2 separate regions of the Homo sapiens genome follow, and region 1 is linked to region 2. Evidence: read pairs that join two places in POLR2A ChIA-PET (ENCODE). Cell type or tissue: A673. All regions are shown on one strand.

What was found. Peaks named below come from ENCODE experiments on the same cell type or tissue, not always from the same donor. Only the 100,000 strongest peaks of a DNase experiment are listed, where the experiment ranks them.
Region 1: POLR2A ChIA-PET joins it to region 2 with 17 read pairs; 2 of 35 experiments call an interaction of 5 or more read pairs at or near these places.

The regions. Positions count from the first base shown.
Region 1 is chr2:72,602,210-72,610,209 of GRCh38, forward strand. The region is part of intron 6 of EXOC6B (exocyst complex component 6B); the gene reads right to left. Among named protein-coding and RNA genes, the nearest start is that of EXOC6B, 220 kb to the right of the region's middle. In A673, a CTCF peak has its summit at 3,837 (motif pointing left); a DNase peak (open chromatin) is centred at 3,832; H3K4me3 peaks cover 778 bases; H3K27ac peaks cover 3,180 bases.
Region 2 is chr2:72,497,656-72,505,655 of GRCh38, forward strand. It overlaps EXOC6B (exocyst complex component 6B), which reads right to left. Exons shown (of 22, transcript NM_015189.3): 12 at 2,246-2,317; 13 at 799-896. Among named protein-coding and RNA genes, the nearest start is that of EXOC6B, 320 kb to the right of the region's middle. In A673, no CTCF peak of the experiment used is centred here; a DNase peak (open chromatin) is centred at 356; H3K27ac peaks cover 671 bases.

The DNA of each region.
Region 1 (8,000 bases), 100 kb after region 2:
GATCATAAGAATTTATAAGTAGCCATGAATGTCTTGGTCAGCTTAAGTGCATGATTATAGTAGATAAAATCAGGATAATTATATTACTGTTTCCATGAATGAATATAATTCTCAGTAGCCATAATGTTTTTCTTGTTATGGATTTTATGCTTAAGTCTCTTCCTTCTTCATTAAAACCAACATACTCCACGTGAGAAAGAGACAGAATAATGAACATAGTGATTAATGGTTAAGACATAATATTCTCTCACCAATAGAATAGACCAACCAAGTTGACAGCTCCATATTCACATGCCTATCAATTAATTAAAATCTTTCAAATATCTGACTGTTACTTTAGAATCCATCTGCTATAATAGATGGCTTATATAGAACAGCAATCTGATATAAATTTTAATTCCTACTAACAATTTGTGAGTTCATGTCAAAATATGCTTTTGATTATAAATACTACATACATACAATTCCTGTTGTATATATTAATAGCATCATTCTGTCACACAGGTTATTGACTTCTGCTAACATATCCAAGACACATAAAGAAAGATGAGCCCCAAATTCAAAACGAGCAGTCTGTTGAGATCGAACATCAGCCTTAGATCAAAATTAAGCATTCCTCCTCCCCACTCAGTATACTTGGATCTGAATGAAATTAATCACAGCCATCAATGTCTAAAAATGACAGCTTCTAGGAGATGGTGACACACAAATTTTGTTGGAACAAGGGCCTGGCTTTAACCTGAGTCATCAGCCCCTCTCTCCCCCATAAAAAATAAGAGGAGGATGAGAAGCAACACTAGGTAGAAGAGGAGTGGGTGGGAGGGAAAGAAAATAGTCAGGGTTAACTTGTGTACGGACAGATGGTTTTTTTTTTTTTTTGGTTGTTTTTTTTTTTAAGAGCACTTTCTTTACCACCAGGGAATATCAATGGCCTTTTAAGCAGTTTCACATTTAAATGTGTGTTCTGACAGTCATGTCAGAGCCTGGGTAAAAGCCTTTTCATGGAAATCATTAAAACGAAAAGATCCAGACAAGAGGCCTGCTTTTTTCCAGGGAGACAAGGTGGAATAGAATAATGTCACTTTTAAAAGATGGAAGTACCGTAAACACTGAAGGGATAGATGAAACACCTTCTTTACCCTCCCTTCCCCTCCCCTGGCCCCCCAGCACCTGAGAATTTTTACCTGCTGCTGTCTAGAATACTCTATTATAAATAGTCAAGGATCCTTGGGGATAAGATTAGGAGTGAGGAGAAAAAGAAGAAAAAGCCTACAACTGCACATCAGCTTGTGATTCAAAGCAGGAGGGAACAGAGCAATCCCAGAAGTATTCCAACAGAGCTGACCCTCCTGGTTCCTATGCTCCCCGTGTGTAACTCATGAAGTCTCAAAGCTCTTAACTTTAAATTGCTGAATCATTCCAGCAAGTGGTGTGTACCTATCTGCTGGTAAGAAATAACAGCATTCATTCCTTGCTTCAGCCATCATTTCCTTGCTTCCCACTGGTAAGTGCTTTGCGGCCCACTGTCAATACTGAAGCAATGCTGACTACTTCTCCCTAGGAAAACTGGAGGTTGAGCCAGTCAGCCATGAAGGGCACTTTATATCTTGGCTCAAACACTAGGCCCTCTGCAAAAGATGTTTTTTGTTCCTGAAAGACCACAGAGATACTGGTATTTCCCTTACCCAAGTTAACAACTTTTCAAGGACTTCCCCCACCCACTACACTTTTCCCTTATGGCTCTTTTATTCCCCCTTAATATCAGAACTGGAATCCTGATATGCTAGAATGTTTTTTCATTTATATGTTCCATAAAGATCATTTCTAAATGATTATTAACTGTGCCAGAAAAAAAAAATCATCTTAGATTTATTAGTCCCTGGTCATTTGACACTGACGGAAGTTTCTGTCACACTGATCTTCTAGATTCCCTTAACAATTTAGTGACTCTAACAAACTTAGGAAGAAGTATAATACAAAACCCAAAGTCGGTGTTACTGAAATAAATCTCATACATGCCTAGAGACTTCCCCCTGAGAGCTAGCATTATTCACAATCTTAAACCCACTTAAATAAAAAAACCCTGTGAGTAAACTCTGGTTTCAGATTCGTCAAAGATAACTTTGAAATTTTTACTTTACCCTTAAAATGAGAAAATTCCTACCATCCTTTTGATTCTTAAAAAGAAAACAAAAAAGAATTCAATAATAACGTTTGTGAGTGTTCTTTATGCACCAGGCACTATAGTAAGCAGAAAATCTGGATTATTTTATTTAAATTCAAAAACTCTACAACATAGATACTTTCATTATTTCCACTTTATAGAAGAGGAAACTAAAGTTTAAAGAAGTGCTTTAAGTGATTACAAGTTATAAATCCCAGAGAGTGATAGAAACAAGATTTGAAGGCAAACCAATGAGACTGGGTGTACCCCATGTGCATAACTCATGTACATAACTGTACTTCTATTACTGATCACATCCAAACCAGCTTATATTAAAATAATTTATTTCTGAGTCTGGTCCATACTATGATAGAGTTAGAGAAATTATTACAACATTCTTGGGGGAGAGAAAAACACTTCCTAGTTAATAAAGTCTTCTGTGAAGACCAGCTTTTACACAAATTATTTCTTCCCCATTACTGACAATTAAACAACATTTAAAGTAGTAATAGCCTATTATGTAATAATTCAATGGTACATGTGTGTAAAAATAAAAGCATCTCCTATCACTTAGGAATCCCATAAAATCTGAAAGCAAAACACAGCCTATAAAGATTACAATTAAGAATCTCCAACTTGGCCAGGCACAGTGGCTCACGCCTGTAATCCCAGCACTTTGGGAGGGTGGATTATGAGGTCGGGAGTTCAAGATCAGCCTGGCCAAGATGGTGAAACCCTGTCTCTACTAAAAATACAAAAATTAGCAGGGTGTGATGGCGGGTGCTTGTAATCCCAGCTACTCGGGAGGGCTGAGGCAGAAGAATTGCTTGAACCTGGGAGGTAGAGGTTGCAGTGAGCCGAGATGGCACCACTGCACTCCAGCCTAGGCGACAGAGCAAGACTCTGTCTCCCAAAAAAAAAAAAGGAAAAAAAAAAGAAAAAGAATCTCCAACTTACAGAGTGGAATACTAAAGTCCCAGGATGAGAACGTATGTCACTTAAACAGTTTACCATGGGGAGGGCTTCACAACCCCAAGTCCCAGCTAATAATCTCTTCCCAGTCTCATCTTGATTATATAATTGTCCTCTCAGCCCAGAGGAAAAGCATTTTATAAGTTTATACTAGTTATCACTATATCATATTAACTTGTCTCAAACATAAAAGTAACCAAATTATTATCTTTGCATTTTAAGTTCACAAAATCATTGTAATAAGAAGAAACCTTTATTCTTTTTCTGTTTGTTTGGTAGGAAGAATCACCCCAGTGGCATTCCAGGAAAAATAACACTAGCACATGTATATACTAAGGACTGCGTCATTAACTAATCCATTCCAGGCAAACAACTTTCAGGAAGGTTTATTTATTTCTTCTTGAAATCCCTATAAGCCTATTTTCTCCATTTAATCCTCAGAAAATATGAAAAGACACGTAAAGAAAATGTAACTAAAACAAACCTTCTTTGTAACTGAATTAATTGTATAGTCTCATAACCACCTTTACCTCAATCTAGTATCATAAAGATAACACTCTCGATATGTGTGACATATCATATAATATGTGAATAACTCAGTACCTATTTACTTTATATGACTTTAGATAAAATGACTAAATGACTTTAGATAAAAACCAAAAATACAAAGCTATATTTACTATACATGTAATGCCCTCTACAGGCCATCAGTGGAATGAATCAGAGAGACAGAACTAAATACAGATTTCTCAGAGACTTAGTTATTATGCACTAACATAATTTATTTTCTACATAGGCCAATAGGAATTAGTCTCATTTCTAATCTACATAAATTTCAAACAAAATTTTCCACATTCTTTCAATTCTTTAAATGAAGTCTTTCAAGGGCCCAAATCGTCATTTACCCAGCTTATTTATATTCAATGTACTGTTAAGATAAACGGATTTTTATATACCACCACTGCATATATATATATACATATGCCATAAGTTAACAAGTACACACACACATACAATATTAAACAGGCCTATGAAGTAAACAGTAAACATTAAAAATTATACTCTTCATTTATATTAGTACAAACTTCCATCCATCTCTACTTGAAAAAAATCCAGATATTAGTGATGGTTCTATACAAAATTTAGTCTAAGGCAGAAGAATCACTTGAGGACAGGAGTTGGAGACCAGCCTAAGCAAAACAGTAAGACCCTTTCTCTACAAATAAATAAAGTTTAGAAGATAATCACTTTCCAGAAATATAAATGCAGTATATTCACTTTCTTTCTTTCTTTTTTTTTTTTAGACAGGGTCTTGTTTTGTCTCCCAGACTGGAGTGCAGTGGCCCACTCTCGGTTCACTGCAACCTCCACCTCCCAGGTTCAAGAGGTTTTCCTGCTTCAGCCTCTCGAGTAGCCCACCATGCTCTGCTAATTTTTGTATTTTTAGTAGGGACAGGGTTTCACCGTGTTGACCAGGCTGGTCTTGAACTCCCGACCTCAAGTGATCTACCCACCTCGGCCTCCCAAAGTGCTGGGATTACAGGCATGAGCCACCATGCCCAGCCAACTTTCTTTGAACCTAATGTTATCAAGATTTGATCTACCAAACTTTCCAAAAATCACCCTCATGACTAATGCAATACAACATGACAAAACAAATTTATTTCAGGGGAATCATTTTCTCCTTATTAAACTCATGATATTTTAAACATATTGCCATTCTCAGAACAGTATTAATTAAGATTATGGAATAGGATGGGTGGAGAACACAGAAGAAAAGAAAAGGAAAACAAAGACAATTTTTTTAAGCTCCCCAAATAAGGTTAGATTTGAACTAACTCCAATTCTAAATCTCAAGCTATTTCTCCAGATTATTAACAAAGTCTTTCTCTCATCACTTACAAGAGAATAAGTTCCTGACATAAAGGATTAGCTCAGCCTGATTTCTTCTCTCTATCTCGTGCACTCTCTTCTGCCTTCCACCCTTCTGCCCATGGAATGACCCAGATGCCAGCGCCATGCTTTTGGATGTCCCAGACTCTAGAACTGTGAGCCAAATAAACCTCTTTTCTTTATACATTATACAGTCTGTGGTATTCTGCTAAATCAGTAGAAAATGGACTAAAATACCTACTCAATTTTTTTAAATCATCTAAGTTTTGGAAAATCTCTCTCTCAAAAAATAAATTTTTTACAAATGCTGTATAATACTTAGTCCAAGTCTTTAGGTGAATATTTTATATCTTAGAGTCCAGGGCATAGTCCAGAGTAGAGTCAGTCATTCACTGATCTATACACAGAAAAAAATCAGCCTTCCTTTTTAATGGGGTTTACATGGTAATTGAACAATTAATAATATTATAATTCTTGTAAGTTAAGCAAACTTTACAAACAAAGAAATTTTCTAATATTCTGTAAAACATATTGGGTCAGTTAAACAGATATGACTTCAGTAGGGTTTTCAAGTGGGTGGTCAGAGGCGTAGTACTGAAATTTTCATAATCATTTAAGTGACAAAATGAAAGGAGTAAGTATGAAACTGATGCTCAATGGAAAGGAAAAGAATTCCAATTCACAGTAAACAAATGACATTAAAGAAATTATCAGAAAGGACAAAAAACAAATGGGATATTATTTGAAGGTAGGATTGTTTTACATAAATTCAGCAAATATGAAAGAAGGCAATAATCAAAATAACAAGTTTAAAGGAACTAAATGATGCTATTTAGACCTGAATAGACACTGCTAATAAATAAAAACAGAACACAACATACAAGATTCTAACAATTCCTTCCCTGAACTCTTGAAATTTATGCATATGAGAATGGAGCATTAATATTTGGTACACAAAAGCCCAAAGCTTTAAGGAATTTGGAAAAGCCGTAAGAAGTTCATATAGTACTCTACTATCACAAAGGAATACAGTAAACAGAGGCAAGTTTCAAAAGCAGAAAATAAGGAACAAACAATAAAAGTTCAGCAAGATTTCCAGATACTAAAAACAGTTAATTTCTAGAATAGCCTTTTTCTAAGTGGTGAAAAGTCCTTTATCTCACAGACCATTAAGAGTAGTTTATAAGCTAAAGACCATTTATTTCTCAGTTTTAATGATCATCAGTAGCCTAATTCTTCCTGCTAAAACTCAACTTCACATCTCCTCCCCAAAATAGTCAAATATGCACACAATCATTATTAAACCAAAGATTCTTTACAATTTCTTTTATTGTTTACACACAGTCAGCAGCTATAAAATTTAGGGCTACTTTCCATTCATGTTAGTGTTTCAGCAACTCACGTCAAAGCTGAAAGAAATTTCTTAAAACTAAATGTTAAAAAAAGGAGTTTCAACACCAGTTATGCTGTAGATGGCTACAAAACTATTTCCTCAATAAAAATAATACCAAAAAGTGAAAAAAAATTATTTAAAAAAGCAGAAGAGATGTGGATGGGGAAAAATAAAGAACAAAGTATCACAAAGAGATGAGCCCTCCCTATGTTAGCAGAGACTGGCAACCATTTTTATCACTAGGGACAGATATCAAATCTAGGTCACAAGCAGAAAAAGAAATAAATCTACCATGGATGAGGAACATTATTGTAACCAAGAGACAACAAATTTTTAATACTGACACTTAGGCTAGTGTAGGGGACTGGAATCTAGATGAGTCCCAAACACAAAGCCACTTATTCTCACCTTCCAATTACCACCTCACTTCCCAACTCTACCCACAGGTTTATAATTGAGTAAGCACTATGTAGGAAGATCGAGATGGTACCAGAAAATACAGGGAGATATAGTGTTCAGATCACAATACCCTGTTGGAAGAGCAAACAATCAAAAATTATGAGACATGGGAAAAAGCAGAAGAATGTGACTCATAATCAGGAGAACAAACAGCAATAGAGTCAGACCCATAAGTAACCTAGATATTCAAATTAGCTGACAAAAACTTAAATAACTACTGTAAATGTGTAAAGAATGTAGAGAAAAGACTGGATCAAACAAGAGGGAAAAGGTAGACCATTTCAGCAGAGAAATAAAAACTCAAAAATGAACCAAATAGAAACTCTAGTACTGAAAAACGTAATATCTGAAATAAGGAACTTACTGGATGTTCTGCCAAATCCCCCTCTGCGAGAAACACCCAAGAATGATCAATAAAAAATAAAAATAATTAAAAAAAAAAAAGTAGACTAAACAAACCAGAAGAAAGCATTAGTAAGTCCAAACTATTGAAGTGCAGAAAAAAGGATCAGGAGCCCCTTCATTAATATCTAGGAGTATGATAAAAGTATAATTGGATTCCCAGAAGGAAAAGAACAAAAGATAAAGTAGAAAAAAATATTTGAGGAGATACTGGCCAAAAGTTTTCCAAAACTGATAAAAGATTTCAAACTAGAGGTCCAAGAAGATCAATAAACAACAAGAAATATAAAAACTAATGCACATGCACACACACATAGAAAAAGCCTCATACTTAGTCAACTCTGTGCAAGTAATAAAGGGAAAACATTAAGAACAGCAAGAAAAATTAGACACATTATATTTAGGGAAAAAACAATTTGAATACAACTAACATCAGAAACAATGAAATCAGTAGACAATAAAATGACATGTTTAAAGTGCTGAAGAAAAAAATTAACAGAATCTTGATCTGGTGAAGATAGCCTTTGAAAATAAAGATGGAATAAACACATCCTTAGGTGAACGAACACAGAGAAACTGTTGCTGGCAGAGGTCTATAATACTATGGGTACTATATTAAATATTAAAGTAAGTGCTTCAAGTGGGTATGGCTATCTTAATATTAAGCAAATCAATCTCAGAACAAAGCATATTATCAGAAATATAAACAGTCAAACC
Region 2 (8,000 bases):
TGATCAGAGATATGTTCATAAACGAGAAGAGTAAGAGTAAAGGACTAATGTAAGATCTTGAAGCTATAAGAGTTTGAAAAGAGGACAAACTGATCAGGGAAAGGGGTCTTGCAATAGGCAGCATAATCACTTAAAGTAAAGGAGTAAAGGTATAAAAAGAGAAGAAAGTCAAATGAGTTGACCTGGATTATGTGCCAAGAGCACAGTTCGAGAAGACATCTGTGAGTGATAGATGTGACAGAATAACTTTCTTATTATTGTATGCATGTTGCAATAACTACTTAAATAACAGGCTTCAAACACTGGGCTGTAATATGCCCCTTTGCTGTGTGTGGAGAGGGAAGATGATGAGGAACAACATGAGTGAGTCATCCAAACAGATTTTCCGAAAGCCTAAATTATTCCTAAGTGCTCAAATGTTACTCACTATAATTGAGTTGTAGACTAGGCATGAACCTCAAAATGAAAACCAAATAACAGAATAAGATGACACCAAGATGATCTGAATGACATGAACCAAGGAATCTGATATTTATCGAAGGAAACAAAAAGGCAAAATAGGGTTTGGGGACTTCCCACTACAGTAGACACTAATACACTGAGACTGGATATCTTGGGAACTTAATTTTGGACGTTCTAACAGTTTATTTGAATTCTGGATCATAACCTAGAGTAGCTACAAAATATAAGTAACATATACTTGTTGCCTATAACATCTGAAAACCTTTGCGCATAAATACATGTGTGTACACTAATGTACATGAACACACACACATATGACTATAGATAATTTCTCACCTGAAAATACCTGCCCACTTCTTTAGCAGAGTTTCACTATATTGGTCTCTGATTTCTAACAGCATGTCAAAAAGCTGATTTACAGGGAAACCATACACCTGAAACAAAATAAGAAAATCACTTCAGTGTCTAAGGAAGGAGTTTTTTTTTCGGTTTTTTTTTTTTTTGGCAAAATGAGAGGGATAAGATACTGAAAAACATTACATTCTTTGAACAGCAAATTAAATAAAACCATTTAGTAGAATCTTTCATTCACACCTAATATCTAGCATTTATCTCTCAAAAATTAAATAATACCTAGCAAAATGTTTAAGCCAGTGAGAAAAAGATGAAAATTAAAATCTATATATAAAGGGTATACTATGGGATAAGTCCTCCCTACATCCCTTCCTATAAGTCCTACTACCTATAGTAAGCGTTCACAGAAGGGAGAGAAAGTAAAAATGCTTCGAATCTCATCCACTTCTAATGCTATTCTATTAGATATAATATGTGGTTCAAATCAACCACCATTATTCAAGATGGTAGTTAAAGAAACTGCAAACTAACTCAGCTGCCATATATGAATTAAGAACATTTTGAAAAACTAATGTAGTCAGTAGTTCAATTAATTGATTTGATGTGAGAGAAAAAAAGGAGGTGGAAACTACATATGAAAACATAATGGCTCAGGGTAAAGTTCAGGAAATGCTATAAAAGAGATAAAAAGACCTAGTTCCTAGGAAAATAATAAACCCAACTTAAAACTAACAGGTAACTTATCCAAGCTTATGTAGATTTTTTTTTTTTTTTTTTAAGACAGAGTTTCACCCTGTCGCCCAGGCTGGAGGGCAATGGCACTATCTCAGCTCACTGCAACCTCCACCTCCCAGGTTCAAGAAATTCTCCTGCCTCAGCCTCCCAAGTAGCTGGGATTACAGGCACTTACCACCACATCCGGCTAATTTTTGCATTTTTACTAAAGACAGGGTTTCACCATGTTGGCCAGGCTGGTCTCAAACTCCTGACCTCAAGTGATCCGCCTGCCTCAGCCTCCCAAAGTGCTGAAATAACAGGCGTGAGGTACTGCACCCAGTCAGATTTTTTTTTTTTTTTTTGAGATGGGTCTCTATCACCCATGCAGGAGTGCAGTGGCGAGATCATAGCTTGCCACAGGCTTGGACTCCTATGTTCAGGCAATCCTCTCACCTCTGCCCCCAGAGTGCCTGGGACTACAGGAATGTGGTACTGCTACTGGTGATTTTTTATGTTTTTATTTTTTGTATAGATGGAGTCTCACTATATTTCTGAGGCTAGTCTTGGACTCTTGGACTCAAGCAATTCTCCTACCTCAGGCTTCCAAAGAACTATGATTACAGGCAAAAGCCACCAGACCCAGTCAAGAAAAAGGTTTAGAGCTGATTATAATACCAATCTAGATGAGCATATGTAAACAGAAATCACATACCTGAAGTGTGTCAGCAAAAAGCACAATGAGGTTCTTCAAATCTAACACAAGGTTTGGATCAGAACAGTAAGACTAAAGTAAATAAAAGACAAAGGAGGAAAAACATGTTATTAGTAAAAATGCAATTAAATTTTTATTTATTTAATTGTTTAGCGCTTTATCTGGCAAATTCTTTACCTGGTAAATTCTTTCCCTAGAAATAATTCAACACTTCCCTGGTACAAGGTAACACCAGGTTCAGCCAGGGAACAGCTGAGTACAGCAAGTTCAATAACCATGATCTATATTTTTAACACTTGGGAATTTAAAAATGCACTTCTAAATAACTCTTTGGTTAAAGAAGAAAACAAAATTGACACTTTTAAAAATGAACAACTATAAAATACTTCATATCAAAAACTATGGTATGTGGCTAAAACCATTTTCAAAATAAATTTGTATTTCTTTATGTAAACATCACAAAACACAAAAGATTGAAAATAAACAAACTAAGCACTGAACTGATGAAACTATGGGGGAAAGCCAATGAACCATAAGTAAATGAGAGAATAAAATTAATTAAATTAAAAACAGAACCTAATGAAATTAAAAAAGATATGGAAGATTTGATTAAATAAACCAAAGACCAAGTTAAAAATAAAATCAATTAAATAAACAAATCTTAGACAAAATTGATTAAACAATAAAGAGAAAATAAAAAACATGAGAAATACAAAAGAGAAAATAAGTACAGAGGAAAATAAAAATTACAAATAATGTCCATGTATAACCTCATATCAACAAATCAGAAAAGTTAACTGACATGGAAAATAATTTCTGTGGGCAGGATACAAAGATGTGTATGTCATTATTGTAAAAATTCATTGATTTTGAGATTCAAATTCTTTAATTATAATTTTTGTTACTTGCTCTCTCATTGGTCTCTCAAGTCCTGAAAGAGGTGTTTTGAATTCTCCCACAATTATGCAGCTTGTCCGTTTCTCTTCATATTACTAACAGTTTTTGTTTTATACATATTGATGCTTCCTTATAAAAGGGCTATTACCTTTTCATTAGATTAAAACTAGTATCGATACCAAATATCCATCTCCTATCCCATTTTAAGATCTTCAACTTCATTTCTATTTTCCTTGTAGAATACCACCACTTCCGCTTCCCCTTCTTTATTTTCAATCTTTTCAGCTAATCTTAATATATGAATATCTCCTATAAACATAGTATAAAACTTTTTAATGCTTTGTCATTTCCTAGTGATATGGTTTGGATATTTGTCCCCTCCAAATCTTACATTAAAATGTGATCTCCAGTGTCAAAGGTAGCACCTAGTGGGAGGTGTTTGGATCTCTCATGAGTAGCCCAGTGCCCTCCCCTGAGGTAATGAGTTCATATGGGAGCTAGTTGTTTAAAGAGCCTGGCAAACCCACCCCTTGCCCTTGCTCCCTCTCTCACAATGTGACACACTAACTCCCCTTTGCCTTTTACCATGACTGTAAGCTTCCTGAGGTCCTCACCAGAAGCAGATGCTGGCACTATACTTCATGTACAGCCTGCAGAACCTTGGGCAAAATAAACCTCTTTTCTTTACAAATTACCCAGTCTCAAGTATTACTTTATAGCAACACAAATGGATTGATAAACCTGGGATTACTGACATTTACGAACCTAGTAGTCAAGCCACTTTTCGATATGCTTTTTAAAATTTCCACTAGTGTTTTTATTGGGTCAGCTCTTTTTAATTATCTTTTCATGGTTAATAAATTATATCCTTTTTGCCCATTATTTACTTGAAGTAAAATTTTGAGTCTTCATTAAAAAAACAACAACAACCAAAAAAAAAACCAAAACAAAACAGAAAAAAAACACTTTTTTTTTTTTTTCCCACAGGGTTTCACTCTGTCACCCAGCCTGGAGTGCAGTGGCAGGATCATAGCTCACTGCAGCCTTGACCCCCTGGGTTCAAGCAATCTTCCCACCTCAGTACCCCCAAGTAGCTGGGGCTATAGGCACAAGCCACCACACCTGGTTAATGTTTTTTTATTTTTTGTAGAGATGGGGTTTCATTATGTTGCCCATGCTGGTCTCAAACTACTGGGCTCAAGCAATCTGCCTGCCTTGGCCTCCCAAAGTACTGAAATTACAGGCATCAGCCACCACACTTGGCCTAAAAAAACTCTTAAACATGATGTCTCTCCTTTTGTAGGAATTAATAGCATTAATTACAAATAATAATACGTCATTTAGATTTATCTATGAATTGTACTAATTTTTGGCATACATTTTATTTAATCCTATCTCATCTGATATTTTGGATTTTGTTTTTATTTTTTGAAGAATAAGAAGTTCTAGAAGATAGGATGGGTAAAGAGGCTGGGCGTGGTGGCTCACGCCTGTAATCCTGGCTCTTTGGGAGACCAAGGCCAGCAGATCACCTGAGGTCAGAAACTCTGGGCCAGCCTGGCCATTACGACAAAACCTTATCCCCACTAAAAATACAAAACTTAGCTGAGCATGGTGGCGCATGCCTATGGTCCCAGCTACTCATGAGGCTGAGGCACGAGAATTGCTTGAACCCGGGAGGCAGAGGTTGCAGTGAGCAGAGATTGCACCACTGCACCCCACCCCGGGCAACAAAGTGAGACTATATATCAAAAATATAAATAAAAATAAATACAGGATGGGTAAAGAGTAAACTTTGAATCCTCACATATTTAAAAATGCCTTTATTTTGCCCTCTAACTAAAATACAAAATTTCCAATATAAAAAATTGTCTCCCGCCATTTACCCTGTTTGACACTCAATGTATCCTTCCAACTTTAAGAATCTGCTCTTTTTTCACTACACTGGAATTTCCCCTTCTTTTATTTTATTACTACAGTCCCTTCTTTCGTCACTGTCTTTCCTTTCTAAATCTCTATTAGATACAACCAAAAGTCTACACCAACTATTCTTGTTTCTTAACTTTCCTTTCCTATTTTCTGTCTCTGTGTCTTTGCTCTCTGTATTTTGGGGTCAGCATTTGACTTTATCTTCTTGATCAGCATCATATACAGTCTCATCTATTTAATCTCTGAATTAAATATCTCAATTCTTATCATCATAAACTTCTAAGAAGCCAATTTTTACTTTGGATTCATACCATCCTTTGGCTTGCTTCCATCATTTTTCCCCTGTTATAATAACTTGGATATCTTAAGGAATCTCTCACTTGTTCTTGGCTTTGGTACTAGTTTGAAATATTATATAACAATTGTACTGTGGTACAATTAATAACTGATGAGCCAATATCAACACAAAATTATTAAACAAAACCCATAGTTTACATTAGGGTTTACTCTGTGTTATATATTCTATGGGACTTAACATACATAAATTGATATGTTCCACCATCATATTATCATTGAGAACTATTTTGCTGTCCCCCAAATACCCTGTGCTCTGCCTATTCATCCCATACCTCCATCTCCCAACCCCCAGGCAACAGGGATAGTTTTCTTGTCTCCATAGTTTTGCCATTTCCAGAATGGCATATAGTTGGGATCATATAGTATGTAGCCTTTTCAGATTGGCTTCTTTCATTTAGCAATATGCATTTAAGGTTCCTCTGTGTCTTTTCATGGATTGATAGCTCATTTCTTTATATCACTGAATAATATTCCATTATATGAATGTACCACAGTTTGTTTCTCCATTCACCCACTGACAAACATGGTTGCTTCCATGTTCTGGCAATTATAAACAAGCTGCTATACACATCTGTGTGAAGGTTTTAGTGTGGAAGTAAGTTTTCAACTCATTTGGAAAAATTCCTAGGCATACACCTGCTAGATTATATAGTAAGACTATGTTTCATTTTATAAAAAACTGTCAAACTGTCCTCAAAGCTGGCTGTACCATTTTCCATTCCCACTAGCAATGAATGAGAATTCCTGATGCTGCACATTCTCTCCAGCATTTGGTGTGGTTCGTGTTCTGGATTTCCTTGATGACATAGGATGATGAGCATCTTTCTTTTTTTTCTTTTTTTGAGACAGGGTCTCACTCTGTCTCCCAGGCTGGACTGCAGGGATACGATCGTGGCTCACTACTGCCTCAGGTTCCCGGGATCAAGAGATCCTCCCACTTCACGCTCTAGAGTAGCTGGGACCACAGGCACATGCAACCATGTCTGGTTAATTTTTTAATTTTTTTTGTAGATGGTGTCTCACTAAGTTGCCCAGGGTGGTTTCAAACTCCTGGAATCAAGTGATCTTCCTGCTTTGGCCTCCCAACGTGCTGGCATTACAGGCATGAGCCACCATGGCTGGCCTTGTTTTCTTGTTTAATTTTAAGACGTCATTGTATATTTAGAACAGCAGTCCTTTATCAGATATGTGATTTGCAAAGATTTCTCTCAGTCTGTAGCTAGTCTTTTCATTCTCCTATTGTCCTTAATTTGTATCCACCTAAATACTGAGACTTAATCAATATTTTTTCTCTCAACATTATATAAGTGGAAATAAGCCATATGTATAATTTTCTTTCTCGCTTCTTTCATTTAACATTGTACTTGTGAAATTCATGAATGCTATTGTATATAGCTATACTTTGGTTATTTTCATGCTCTCTAGTATCCAATGTTTGAGTTTAACCCAGATTATCTATTTTACTACTGATGGACATTTAAGTCATTTCTCATTTTAAAATCCAACAATGCTGGAAAGATATTCTTGCATGTTTATTATGGTGTATTATGGCAAATTACTGAAGAGAATATAGTTAGAGAAAAGTTGATCCATGGGGATCTTTAAATTTATAAGATATTACACTTTTTCAAAGTGTCTTATCAATTTAAACTTATTCCCTTCGTAGTGTATCAGAGTTTCTATTGCTCCATATCTTTATCAACATTAGTACTGTTAATTCTTGAATAATGTTACCTCATTTGGTTCTAATTTGCATTTTACCAATATACTAAGAAGACTGAACACCTTTCACATGTTTTCCCAGCCAGGTGGATTCCTTCTTTGGTAAACTGTTTGTCTTTTGCTCATTTTTTCTCTTTTGAGATGTCTATCTTTAATGTAATGATTTGGTAGGAATTCTTCATATATTCCAAATTAGTTCGTGCTGTTATATACAAATACCATTTTTCACTAAGTGGCATATTTTCCTACTCTTTTGTGAGGTTTTTTTCTTATAATTTTATTGTAGTTTGATGTTTTGTGTCTGAATCTTTTCCTTTATGGATAGTGCTTTTAGTTTTCAGTTAAGAACTCCTTCCATATCCTGAATCATAAAGATATTTCTCATATTATCTTCTAAAAGATTTATGGTTTTGGCTTTCACATTTTCATATTTTATCCACCTGAAATTCAATCTTTGGTGTATATTTTCCTCCATCATGACAGTCAGCTGTCCCATTGCTATTCATTCAAGTCTGTCTTCTATCCAATGACCTCCTATGCCACCGACCTCCTATGCCACCTAATATATATCCCAAGGATCCATATATGTGTGAGACTGTTTGAAGGTCCATTATCTATCCAATGACCATATCAGAGGATCTTAATATGATTTTTCAATTGTCTTGATATCCAAATACATTATTCTCAGTCTTAAGGAATCTCTCACTTGCTCTTGGCTTTTGTACTAGTTTGAAATATTATAATTAGGTTGTAAGGTACCCATCTTCCCTATAATAAAACTATTGAAATTTTGATTGACACTAAATTAAATCTATAGGTCAATTTTGAAAGTGCTGATATCACTGTAATA